2 separate regions of the Homo sapiens genome follow, and region 1 is linked to region 2. Evidence: chromatin contacts called from ENCODE Hi-C or POLR2A ChIA-PET data. All regions are on one chromosome and are shown on one strand. The core of a region is the stretch at or near the end of the contact, and the rest is flanking DNA. Distances in the headings are between cores, read along the strand shown. Region 1 holds the start of WAKMAR2 (wound and keratinocyte migration associated lncRNA 2). Region 2 overlaps MAP3K5 (mitogen-activated protein kinase kinase kinase 5).

Region 1 (6,399 bases), core at 3,453-5,952, 1.1 Mb after region 2:
GACATCATTATCCCAGTTCTCACGGTTATAATCCACAGAAAGCTTCTCTTTATTCTCAGAACTAGCCCTTGTAGTGGCCTTGAATGTGCAAACGTTACCCTTTAGTAATGTTTGAGGCAGAATTTGAAAATCTGAAACATGATTCAAAGCTACCCTACAATAACTAAGCTGCCATAGTTACCTAAGGCTGCTTCCCAATATGTTTTCTATGAATCTGCCTTTCCAATAGAGCACAGTGCAGGGAAAAGGGGAGGGGGCAATTGTACAAAAGACACAAAAGGTCCAGTTTTAGTTTGGCCCATGACTGCCATGCCCTGGAATTCTGTACAGTCTCAGAAAGAGAGTGTCACTGATTATTAAAAATACATAATTTCTTCTTTTTTATTTTTTTAATTTTTAGAAACATGGGTCTTACTATGTTGCCCAGGATAGACTCAAACTCCCGGACTCAAAGGACCCTTCCCTCTCAGCCTCCCGAGTAGCTGGGACTGCAGACGCATGCTAATTAACAATCAACAACCAGGGGCCAGGCGCGGTGGCTCACGCCTGTAATCCCAGCACTTTGGGAGGCCAAGGCGGGTGGATCACGAGGTCAGGAGAATCGAGACCATCCTGGCTAACACGGCGAAACCCCGTCTCTACTAAAAATACAAAAAATTAGCCGGGCGTAGTGGCGGGCGCCTGTAGTCCCAGCTACTCGGGAGGCTGAGGCAGGAGAATGGCGTGAACCCGGGAGGCGGAGCTTGCAGTGAGCTGAGATCGCGCCACTGCACTCCAGCCTGGGCGACAGAGCAAGACGACGTCTCAAAAAAAAAAAAAAGAATCAACAACCAATCAACTGTTGCTGATTCTTGATTAAGAAAGGCTCATGAAATATGTTTGAGCTCAGCAGGGTCTCCTCTCACTTGTCACACGTGGTGCTCTCTTTCATCAGGTTCTTCCTGCTCCCCCCATCTGGGCAAGCACATCTTTTTTACTGCATGGTACAGGGATACAGGCTGCAAGCACAGTCTCACGGGAACCGTTTAATTCCAAGAGGTCATGTGTGCTCATTTTACATAGTTCATGACCCATAAACCCCAGCATTGGTGTCAAAATGGCACGTAACTTAGGAACTCTCCAAAAATATTTCACATAATCAGAATTCCTTTTTCATCTAATAAGGAGACATATTTTTTCTCCTAAGTGTCTACTAAATGTTAATAAATATTCTCTTCTTTAAAGAGTTCTGTCCATCTTGACAAGGCCTATAGCTCAAATTAAATCTCCTTCAAGGCTTTTCAGCATTCTATATCTCTTTGGTTTCAACTTATTCAACAAATCTCCCCAAATTGTATTTCTCCTTTTTTTCATAAGAAGGCATTCCATCTATACTCTCTCCTTCTCTTCTTTTCTTTCCTTCTGATTCACCAAGAAAATTGTCATTGGTCTTGTCCATGTGTTACATAATAGAAGGGGAAAAGGCAAGGGTACAGCCCAACACAGCGCTGATTTAGAAGGTGGAAAGGACAGTAAAGACCGCCTGGTGGTGGGAGTGGCAATTCACAAGCCCAGCAGTAGAATCATGGAAAGTGGAGTTCGAACATAATCCAGGGCTATAGACCACTCCTGCATCTGACTGCTATTACCTTGTCACAAATCCTGGCAGGCAAGATGACAAAGCAGTTACATCAGGACAGTTGGCAGTGGCAGGTATGAACGTGGCCCCTCAGGCTTGTCACTCCTCTTTACTGCACTCCCAGTTCATGACACCAGACAGCAAGACATGAGCCAGATAGGGGCAGTGGAAGCTGCAGGAGGATTGAAGTCATGGAGCCAGAGATGAGAGGAAACAGGCCAACTCTGTTTACAAAGGAGCACCAGCAGGAGAGTGGTGTGAGGATTAACATTCCATGCAGGGTCTTTCAGATACATGATCTTCTTCTGCCAGCTCAACTGAAACCCAGGAGGTTTCCTGAAGGTGAAACCAAGACCCTTCTACCTCTGAAGCCGCATTCTGTCTAAGGTCCGTGTTTGGCTGTTTTGAGAGGCTGGGAGACAGGACACCAAAAGAGTACCTGTCTCACAGGATCTTTCCTGAGAGGAATGGTCTAGTAAGACTGGTCATTATGGGCTTTGGAGTAACACAGGCTTAATGCCACTGGCGACTCTGCCCCTTTTGGTTGTGGAAACTGGGCAAATGCCTCAAGCTTCTTAACCTTCATATAAAAAGCATATATAAGCATATAGCAAGTACTTGATAAATGTCATTTTAGACCCTGTCATTTCTGCTAGCCCTGGACTCCAGCAAGGTCCATTTACAATGGATAGCTGACTATCCATTGTTTGAATGTTGATAGCACATTTGTGAACAAGAAGAGAGGACAAATAACAAGAGGTTTGGAACTGGAAGAAATTCCAGCCATCGGTTTTAAAAGACGAGGACCAGTCTTCAGAGAGGCCACTAGTGACACTCTGCTCCAAACTTCTTTTTGCCAAAAAAGTGCCACCCTCCATCCAGCCCCCACCCCCATCTCTGCAAGTCCTTACTGGCGAGAGGAGGATACTTTTCTAATTAAAAACCTGTGATATATGGCCTGACAAGTATTCTTAAATGTAATTAAGGGGACCATAGTACAGAATATTTCCATCCGGTTCTAGTTTAGCCAATCTAGTAAATGATCCAAAGGGTCCCGTGCTTAGAGGGCAGTAAGACAGTAAAAACGCCCTAAGACTCCTCCCTGCACAGCACCTGCACCCCCACTGCCCAGGGGGCTGCATCCATCTCCACATGACTCACCCTCCCTGTGCAACGCATGGGGGTAGGGAGGGAAGCGCCAGTATTATCAGCCATCAGCACCCTGGGGTGAACTGATTATCAGGACAACTAAAAACACACCTAATAAAGCCTTGGAGACACATGGCAAGCACCGTGATGGACTAGAAGCGATTTCTAAGCTGAAATGCTGCTTTGAATGCAATGTCAGCTGGATGCTTGGTGAGCAGAAATAGACAAGGGGAAATGGAGCAAGCGCGGCATAGGGGTGAGTGTTGTTCTGATTCCTAAGTTTACCTAAGACTGGGGCCACGGGGTCGGGTGTCCCCTGGGACCTACGTCTCATGCAGCCTGGGGTCCAGAGCTGGCAGGAACAATGGAGATGGGGACCAAAGGCTGTCACCGCTGCTTTTTCTCGAAATGCCCGCCCGGGTCCTGTCTGGGGCTCCCGCCTACGCGCTCATCACGTGCACAGCCCAAACTTTTCAGAGCCGGCCCGAGGCCTGCGGGCCCGGGCGCCAGGGTGGTTTTTAGGGTTTTCTTTCTTTCTTATTTCCCTTCTTCTTCTCCACAGTTGATGATTTTCTGCAGAAAAACAACTGCGAAAAAGAACCTATTTCATTTCCAGTTCCCATCACCGCGATTTCCACATGGATGTGACGTGACCCCAGCTTCCGAAATGCCCAGGTGACTCACGCGGGGACACCCCGGGGCGGGGCGAGGGAGTTTCTCCGGGCGCCTGCAGGGACCGGGCGGGGCGGGGCAGCGGGGCGGGGCAGGGAAAGGGGGCGGGGCGGGGCCCGCAGGCCCGGTCGGGCGGAGGCCGCGCGCGCCCCTCGCCCCCTGCGCCCTCTGGCGGCCGGCTGGACGCACTTCGCAGCCCGACCCAGAGAGTCACGTGACTTTGGAAAGTCCCGTGGAAATCCCCGGGCCTACAACCCGCATACAACTGAAACGGGGCAAAGCAGACTGCGCAGTCTGCAGTCTTCGTGGCGGGCCAAGCGAGCTTGGAGCCCGCGGGGGCGGAGCGGTGAGAGCGGCCGCCAAGAGAGATCACACCCCCAGCCGACCCTGCCAGCGAGCGAGCCCGACCCCAGGCGTCCATGGAGCGTCGCCTCCGCCCGGTCCCTGCCCCGACCCCCGCCTGCGGCGCGCTCCTGCCTTGACCAGGACTTGGGACTTTGCGAAAGGATCGCGGGGCCCGGAGAGGTAACCGCCGCGCCTCCCGGAGAGGTAACCGCCGCGCCTCCCGGAGAGGTAACCGCCGCGCCTCCCCGTGCCGTCTGCCTCGGGCTCACCGCAGTCAAGGGCTGCGGGTGCATGTTGGGCAGCGACCCCCGGGCTGGCACCGTCTACCTGGCGTTGGTTTTGCAGCGCTCCTGGACTGGGAGTTTGTTGGACGTTTCTGTCTGGGTTTTGAAGTGCTGGGAGTTGAGGTCACTGCTGCAGAGGTTGGAGTGACAGCCCTGGATACCTCCAGCCAGCTGTTCCTTTCAGATAATGCACGGAACTTAAGCTGCAGCTGACTGGTGAAGAGGCGCCCCTCGGGCCCTCCGATCGGGTGGTCGTTGGCGCTTTGCTCCTTTCGTGTCTTTTTTGGAGCCAAGCGTTGCATGCTCATGGCCACGTAGACCTTGCAGAAGCGCTGCGGCTTTTTCCCAAATTGTGCAGGACCAGCCCGACGGGGCGTAGGGTACCGCAGTGGCCGCCAGCCCGGCGGAGGTGGGGGGCTTCAGTCCCAGAGACAGCTTCCCAGACGCTCACGGGTCCTTGCAGGGGGCTGGGGTCCTGGCGCGGGGTTCAGCTTTTCCAGTAGCAGCAGTGTAAGAGAAGTATGCATGTAGACGTGGGTCGCTGGCCCCTGCTCCAGCCCCTACCCCACGGTTAGACTGTCTTTGTCAGCTGGAGTCGTCCCACATCCTGCCACCTGGCCTCTCAGAAAAGCAGTGGCATTAAGTAAGGAAGGAGCTTAACTCTTTTTGAGCCCGCTTTGTTTTCGGTTCTCCTCGCCTCAGATCTTCTTGCCTTGGAAAGCCAGTCTGGTCAAGTGTCTCAGGGTAGCATTTTGGCAGAACCATTGTTAATTAAAGGGACTTCTGGACCGCAACCTTAATGTACCAGATTATTGAGCAGCCAATGAATGCTTCATTCTCATTGTTTAAGGTGCTGCTTTGATTTTTTTTTCAATTCTTTGTACTATTTTTGATTTTTTGGAGAGGCACATCCCCAAATTTGGATGAGGTATTTGTTGATAAATAATTCATCAATTTCCACAATGCAGACAAAAATGTCTGCCCAGAGTGGAAAAATAAAACAAGGGGGAGAAGAGTTTGAGTAACGGAGAAGTTCTGTGGAATCCTAGTGACAAAAGTTGAGAAACTACCTTTAAATAAGACAGTGAGGTAACAAATGTTAAAAAAAAAAAAGTTAAGGGTAATATTGCATTGTTTGCCACTTATAACGTATCTGAAACATTTGTTCTTTAATCTTAAGCGTAGAGTGGTCCAAGACCTGGAAATCTGGGCAGTGGGTTTTGATTTCTAAGGAGGCAGTTTTACAGGCTGTGCAAGGCTAACCCTACCAATGAGATCACACTGGCGTATCCGATATTGACATTTGCATGTCTTGCCTATGGTTTACAGCTCTCACTATTTTAGATCTTTGGTGAAAAATCTTTAGATTCAGAAGAGAAAAATAAAAGAGTCAGGCAAGCAAAAAGAGATAACACCTCATTTGTTTAAAATCTTCCTACTGCCCATCTCTTTCCATCTGATTGTGGCAGGCACTGTAGCCACAGGTTTGGTGTTGTGGGATTGCAAGGGGCAGGTATTGAAAGACCTGGCTCCTAGGCAAAACTTTGCCCCTGAATGGCTGTGGGATCTGAGCAGTACCTGTAACTCCATTGCCTTAGCTGCAGACTAAGGTGGTAGTGTAATTTCAGGGAAGGGAATAAGGTCATCTTTGACTTTTAGTCCCATCATCAAGCATGGTGATTGGCCTTCAGTAGGTGGTCAGGTAGTGCTTGTTGGGTGGATGGGTGGATGGATGGATAGATGGATGGATGGATGGATGGATGGATGGATGGATGGATGGACGGACGGACGGACGGACGGATAGATGATATTGTGAAAGAGACTTTTGCTGTGCCACAAAGGAAAGGTATATGTGTTATTTTTATCCTGCTATGATTTTGCCCAATTCCACCTGTAGAGGACGTCTGACATCAAAAGAGAGCACCATCTGATCCAGAGAATGACTCCCACTATGCCTTTCCCAGCAATCAGATTAAGAATCCCAATCTAAAACTATCACCAGAAAACTCCTCAGGAGAAACCATGGGTCATCTAGTCCAACCTCTCTCCTTTGAGTGGGCCACAAGAATTATCTCAACACCTTATCAATGGTGTTGAGAGTCTAGACCCACACAGAAGTAGCTACCCTAAAATCTAGGTTTCTTCTCCTCCCTCTTCCATAGGTTTAACATTTTTATTAACTGGAAAGTTGCCCTGGCAAATAAGATGTTGCAGGAATGGAATTAACAATCACTGTGAAATTTCCTAGGGAATGTCTTTGTGCTCTGAAAACTTCTTCATCTTCTTGGAAATTAGGAAGTGTGGCCAGACACCCTACTAAGGGCTAGTAAA
Region 2 (6,729 bases), core at 2,307-4,806:
ATAGGCAAATTTACGGAGACAGCAGATTAGTGGTTGCCAAAGGCTGGGTGAAGGGAGATATGGGGAGCAACAGCAAATTGGTACAGGGTTTATTTTTGAGGTGCCAAAAATGTTTTGGAATTAGATATTGGTGATGGTTGCACACTTTATGAGTCTACTGAAAACCACCAAATTGTACACAGTACTTTAAAATGGTTACTTTTATGGTCTATAAGTTATCTCTCAATTTTTAAAATAAATTTAAAAATAGAAGAGAGAAGTATACAGAAGTGGGTTAGGGGTAACAGTAAACAGAAAAACAAATAGGAGAGGGAAGAGGGAAGCCCACCAGCACTGAGTATTCAATGGGCAGGCTCCATATCACATTCACTTTTTATCCCTAACGTCTGGCACTGGCACACAAGGCTGACCCAACCAATGTGCACTGAAGGAAGGGAGGAAGGGAAGGAAGGAAGGAAGGAAGGAAGGAAGGAAGGAAGGAAGGAAGGAAGGAAGGAAGGGAGGGAGGGAGGGAGGGGACGGGAGGGAGGGAGGGAAGGGAGGGAGGGAGGGAGGGAGGGGAAGGGGAAGTGGAAGTGGAGAGAAGGGAAGGGAAAGGAAGGAGAAAGGGAGGGAGGGAAGGAGGAAGAGAAAAAGAGACAGTGGGAGGAAGGAAGGAAAAGGTGAAGTTTAAAATAGACAGCTACTATATACATCAGTAAGTCCTATGCTACACTAACAGTGACTAAAAGACTGCTACTCAGTTTGCCTCTTCCTGCAATGGAAGGGGAGACCATGTTCAAAATAGGTTTCAAAATATTTGGCTTTATAATGGCCTCCCTTTTTATTTTTATTTATTTTTATTTTTTGAGACAGAGACCATGTTTATTTTTTTGAGACCATGTTGGGGCATCTCTCCCCTAATGGATGGACTGAGGCATATGGTAAAAGGGAACTCTAAGCCCCTTTCACAAATTATATTACAGTATAATACAATACATACAGAACAGTGCACTGTTTATAATAGCAATTCTGGGCAAAGTAGAAAAGGTTAAATTATCTTCAGTATAATCCTTAAAAGCAAGGGAAAAGATTTTTCATACAAATAACTGATATATTTCAGACCATGCCATGACCAAATACTATGTGTTATTTAAAGAAATGTTAAGTTTATAAATTTCACTTAGCCCAAAAATTGTTTCTTCTCATCAATCATAGTACATTTCAATACAGACGTATTACTTTTCCTATATCATACAACAAAATAAATTCAAAATGGAGGTAAGAGTCAAGTGTAAAAATAAAATATATTAAACTTTATAGAATAAAATATAGGCCAGATGCAGTGGCTCACGCCTGTAATCCCAGTACTTTGGAAGGTTGAGGCAGAAGGATTGCCTGAGCCCAGAAATTCGAGGCCGCAGTGAGCTATGAAGGCACCACTGTACTCCAGCCTGGGCAACACAGCAAGACTTTGTCTCTCAAAATAATGAAATAAAACACAAATGAATACTTCTCGGATATATGTATGAAGCAAGAATCTGCACTTAAAAGGGATAATTTTGACTAATTAAAAAATCTGTCAGGAATTCACACAAAAATTATCATAAACATAAAACTGAGGAAAAATATAATAAATTTTTAAAAACAAAGGGATAATATTCTTAATATGTATACAACTCCTTATTATATTAAAGGAATCTAAAGCACATTTCTGGTTTTAAACACTAGATGTCATTTAATGTGATGTTAGGAACTAGACATGGAAACCAATTTCTGTATGAAAGTACGTTTGAGGCTCCTGTGGGCCAGCCAGCAGGTATGGAGAGTAGAGCAGATGCTTAACCTACAGCTCTGAGGTCTGGGCTACAAATATGAATTAGGGAGTCATCCGATACTCAAAAAGGCATTTTCTTCATTTCACATGAACCAAAGGAATGAAACCTAGCTGATTTCCCCCTACTGCAAACAGACAACTTACTACACTAATCTCATTATTATTATTATCATTATTATTGCTGTCATCAAAAAGCACTCTGTACTGAGGTAGAAGTCAGGACTTGACTCCAGAGGTGGGGCTTGGACACCGGACCAGATTGAGGACTAGCTAAAACAAAGCCAGAGCAGAAGCAGCTGTCAACAACAAAATGACATGCCCACCAGTGTGCCATGTCAATTTACTGTTGCCATAGCAATACCAGGGAGTTACCACCCCTTTCCATGGCAATGACCTAGTGACCCAAAAGTTACTACCCTTTCCTGAGAAATTTCTGCAAAAACAACCCCTTAATCTGCATGCAATTAAAAGTAGGTATAAATATGACTGCAAAGCTGCCCTGAGCTACTACTCTCTGCCTACTGGGTAGGCGTGCTCTGAAGAAGCAGTCACAGAGCTGTAACACTGCCTCTTCAATAAAGCTGTTTTCTTCTACCTCTGGCTTGCCCTTGAATTCTTTCCTGGGCAAAGCCAAGAACCCTCATGGGCTAAGCTCCACTTTGGGTCTCGCCTACCCTGCAGCAGCTCTATCTCAACAACCCGATATTTTAAAATATGTTCTTTTTTGAAAATCCATGTTTCCAACCTGAGAGCTGATTTTCAAAATAGGTTTTCAAAATATTTGGCTTTATAATGGTCTCCCTTTTTATTTTTTTTTTATTTTTTGAGACACAGTCTTGCTCCATCACTCAGGCTGGAGTGCAGTGGCTCACTGCAACCTCTGCTTCCCAGGTTCAAGCGATTCTCCTGCCTCAGCCTCCCAACTAGCTGGGACTACAGGCGTGTGCCACCACGCCCAATTAATTTTTGTATTTTTTAGTAGAAATGGGGGGGGGGGGTTTACCATGTTGGCCAGGCTGGTCTCGAACTCCCAACCTCAGGTGATCTGCGCCCCTCGGCCTCCCAAAGTCCTGGGATTACAGGCGTGAGCCACCACACCCAGCCTGTGGTCTCCCATTATTTTGAGGGGGGGGGAGACCTTAGTCCCTAGTAAAGTAATTCTCTAGCATATTAAGTATATGAAATGTTTCTATGCAAATGTGTTCCTTCCTACCCTACTGTGGTAAGCATGGCACAGAAGACCCTGTAGAAGATATCATCAGAAACAGCAGTCAATACTGTGCACCTCTCTGTATACAGATAAGGCAGAAGGGAGTTCATTCCAAGATGTGCAGTAAAATAATTCAGAAAAGGATGGTTGGGGGCAGTGGCGGGGGGCTTCTTTTTGAAATGAATGAACAGACAATGAAAATGAATGAATGCACATACAGTAGTGAGACAATGCAGGTTAATCCAGGGTTTACTTCAGTAATCTACTGACAGCAGCCCTCCACTGAGGAGGGGTTAGGAAGCTTAAGATGAAGAAAACCTAAAAATCAAGCCGAGTTTTGAAAAAATGTTAACTGTTTCCACTGTAAGTTTACAAAGTAAGGTGGCAAACTGAGCAAAATAAATCTCATTTTTAAAAATGAATCATGTTCACTGTTATGCAGCCAGCATTATGAGCAATTAAGTGTTTCAAGTGGTTGAGAAAACAAGAAAGGCGTTTCAGGTTCCAGTTCCTATTCTTGAGCTTTCAAAAGCCTGTGAAATCTGGCCATTGGGGACAGATGCATGGAAGACTTAACTGGCCTGAGAGATGGGCACTTTCCCTTCCTGAAGAAGTCCTACACCTCTGTAAATTGGGTTCAAGCCAGTCAAGAATTCTCAACTTAAGCTGTATCAGTGTGAATTCAAATTTCTCTAAGTTAAGAGATTCTCGGAAGGAAAAACAACTCTATTTTCAGTCAATTAAAATTAGCAAGAAAACAAGTACATTTACAAAGGGTCATGCTCCAGAAGTTATTCTCATAAGAAAGTGGTTGGGAATTTGCCTTCCACATTCCCATGGAAACCCTGTTAAATAACACCTGAGCCCACAAAGGCCTACTGACCTCATCCCATCTGAGGCATGAATACCAGCAGCCAGGCCACGTGCCTTACCTTGGGAGTAGCCTGCACCGCTTCCAGAGACTGCCTTCTCTCTGCTTTCCTCGTGAACACATTTCTTTAAATAACACTCCCTGTTACATGCCTTCTGTTGTTCTCCAGAAATCAGTCAAGTCACCGTACCTGACATCTACCACCACCTGCTTTCCTGAAACTGCTCTGGCAAAGTTATCAGGGGTTTTCTGATCTCCAAGTCCAGTTATTTCTCTGAAACATTCAACTTCACTGACCTTCGGACAAGCCCTCTTTGCATTGCTTTTAGAGCTAATCCCTTCTCTCTCTCCCTCTCTGAACTTTCTCTCATCTGTTGTGCCATCTTACCATCTTCCCTTTCTCACTAGATGATGCCTTCCTTTGCCCATTTTTTGTTGTTGTTGTTGTTGGTTGGTTCGTTGGTTGTTTTCTGAGACAGAGTCTGGCTGTTTCACCCAGGCTGGAGTGCAGTGGTACGATCTCAGCTCACTGCAGCCTCTGCCTCCTGGGTTCAAGTGATTCTCATGCCTAAGCCTCCCAAGTAACTGGGACCACAGGCGGGTGCCACCACACCCAGCTAATTTTTCTATTTTTAGTAAAGATGGGGTTTCTCCACGTTGGCCAGGCTGGTCTCAAACACCTGGTCTCAAACATCAGGTGATCTGCCTGCCTCAGCCTCCCAAAGTGCTGGGATTACATTACAGGCATGAGTCACCATGCCCCGCCGTCCATCTTTAAATGCCAGTGTTTCCTTAGTTCTATCATAGGCCTTCTCTTTATCCTACCCCTTCCTTATGGAGAGACTCATTTTTTCCATGATTTATTATAAAATGCCTGGCACATGTTAAGTGCTCAATAAATGTTAGCTTTCATCATTATCCTTCAAAACCCAGTTCAAATGTCACCTCCTGTCCAATGTCTTAGCCAACCTCCTCCACACTTCCTTCTCCTCCTGAAGAATCCTCCATGATTTGTGCTCTCAAAGAACCTTACATAAACCTCTAGTATAACAATTAGCACCAGCCTAGGCAACATGGCAAAACCCCATCTCTACAAAAAAAGAATTAAAAAATTAGCCAGCATGGTGGCACACACCTGTGATCCCAGCTACTCAGAAGGCTGAAGTGGGAGGATCGCCTGAGCCCAAGGAGGTTACGGCTGCAGTGAGCTGTGATCGCACCACTGCACTCCAGCCTGGGTGACAGAGTGACTCAGTCTCAAATTTTTTAAAAAACAACAACAACAAACAATTAGCACAATATATATAATACGTTCATAGGCTGGTCTCCCTTACCAGACTGTGAGCCGCTCCAGGAAAGGGATGACATCATTGAATTGTATTCTACAAACATCATTAAGTGTCATCTACAGGTCACACACTGATACAGAAGACCTGGGGCATGTCAAGAACCATAAAATGTGATCTTTGTCATTAACTCACACTTAAGCAGAAAAAGCAGACATCAAAACCAATAACTAAAACACCACTGGGGGGAAAGTGTGATATTCATTCAATCAATCAATCTGTATCAAGTGCCAAGCACTCCATTAGGTACTAGAGGTGCAGGGTTAACAAGACAGAAAAAGAGACATGGAACTATATTCTAATGATTCTTTAAAAAACCAGAAACTGCTCCTTGTTTGTCAGATGTTTCTAACAAAAGGTTTTTCATTATTGTGTAAATTGGACTTGACTTTTTCAGTTGTTCCTTCTTAGTCATATCACGTATGATGCAAGACCTATGGAGCAACAGCTTTCTTTATATCTCCCAAAGAATCAAGCATGATTTGAATACTGAATCCTTAAAGCAAATCAAAATTTATTTAACAGCCTTCAGAGGTCATTTCAAGAGGGAATAGATAGGGCTGCTAACAGAAATATGAATTAAAAAAAAATTCAGATCTTAGAGAATAAAAATAGAAGGATAAATAGTTCCAAGATTATTCATACCTTAAAAGAAAAAGAATGCTAAGGTCAAGCTTATAAGCAACTAGGCAATGTGCTGGATTCAGGAAGAAATTTACCTGGTGACCACATATTAGGTATAGATTATGGCTCAAAAGTTGGGTAATACTTTTTGCTGTGGCTAAATGGGACAATGACAAGTCTTGAAAAAATAATTCTCATAGACTAAATATTAAGTCATTAGAAGCTTGTAACCTAGTCCAGGTCTCAAATTAGGCTTTCGGCACGTAGACCAGGTAACTGAAAACTGAAAGCAGATGAGAGTCTCGAATTCTCCTGTCATAGCCTTTTTCTTCTTCTATGCTCTCAGAAAACCTCCTCATATTAAATGTGGCATATCCTCTGGCACAGAACTCTTTGGGTAACATGCACCTAACTCCCCTGATAATAAACCATGGAGAATAACCCAAAGAACATACAGTGTGAAAACAGAAAAATCATGATTGCTTCATACATCCACTCCTGCAAACTTAGTCCAATGTGTCTAATGATGTTTTTAGAGGAACATACAAGCCTATTAAATAGTTGTGGCCTGGGAAAACTAAGGCATGGCAATATACAAATACCACAGTGCAATTTTGCTTGAAAATTCTCAAGCGATGTCACAACACGGTGGCAACAGCTTTTGTGTGTACAATGCATTCCCTTCTGGGATCACTTGAAGATGAGATCTGGCCCTTCTTGGGCTACTTCAAATTAGAAGTTAACTTGCCTGCAAACAGGTAATGATAAGAAGATCCAATCCTGAATAATCAAGAGATTATCCATCAAGAAGAGTGTTCATTATTTAACATGATAAAAACCTATTTCGTTAATAAAACCTACA

Evidence for each region. A loop is a pair of places that touch in the nucleus more often than their neighbours do. ChIA-PET counts read pairs that join two places held with the same protein, here RNA polymerase II (POLR2A). Pooled maps may share reads with other maps.
Region 1: POLR2A ChIA-PET joins it to region 2 with 14 read pairs in activated CD4-positive, alpha-beta T cell. The contact joins the promoter of WAKMAR2 here to the enhancer-like site in region 2. A Hi-C loop is called at or near these places in 2 of 50 pooled maps. POLR2A ChIA-PET finds 5 or more read pairs at or near these places in 2 of 52 experiments (activated CD4-positive, alpha-beta T cell and activated T-cell).

What each region holds. Positions count from the first base shown.
Region 1 is chr6:137,863,531-137,869,929 of GRCh38, forward strand. WAKMAR2 (wound and keratinocyte migration associated lncRNA 2) reads right to left here and starts at 4,703. Exons shown (of 4, transcript NR_049793.1): 1 at 4,112-4,703; 2 at 3,053-3,354; 3 at 1,629-1,790. It overlaps TNFAIP3 (TNF alpha induced protein 3), which reads left to right and starts at 3,729. Exons shown (of 9, transcript NM_001270508.2): 1 at 3,729-4,012. RefSeq lists an enhancer at 3,266-3,405 and silencers at 3,486-3,625, 3,866-4,035, 4,176-4,275.
Region 2 is chr6:136,769,297-136,776,025 of GRCh38, forward strand. All of the region lies in intron 1 of MAP3K5 (mitogen-activated protein kinase kinase kinase 5), which reads right to left. Among named protein-coding and RNA genes, the nearest start is that of MAP3K5-AS2, 11 kb to the right of the region's middle. RefSeq lists a silencer at 3,755-4,049. Within about 2 kb of position 3,557, at least 13 of the 41 ENCODE cell types and tissues checked have a DNase peak (open chromatin) inside an H3K27ac peak, as active enhancers do.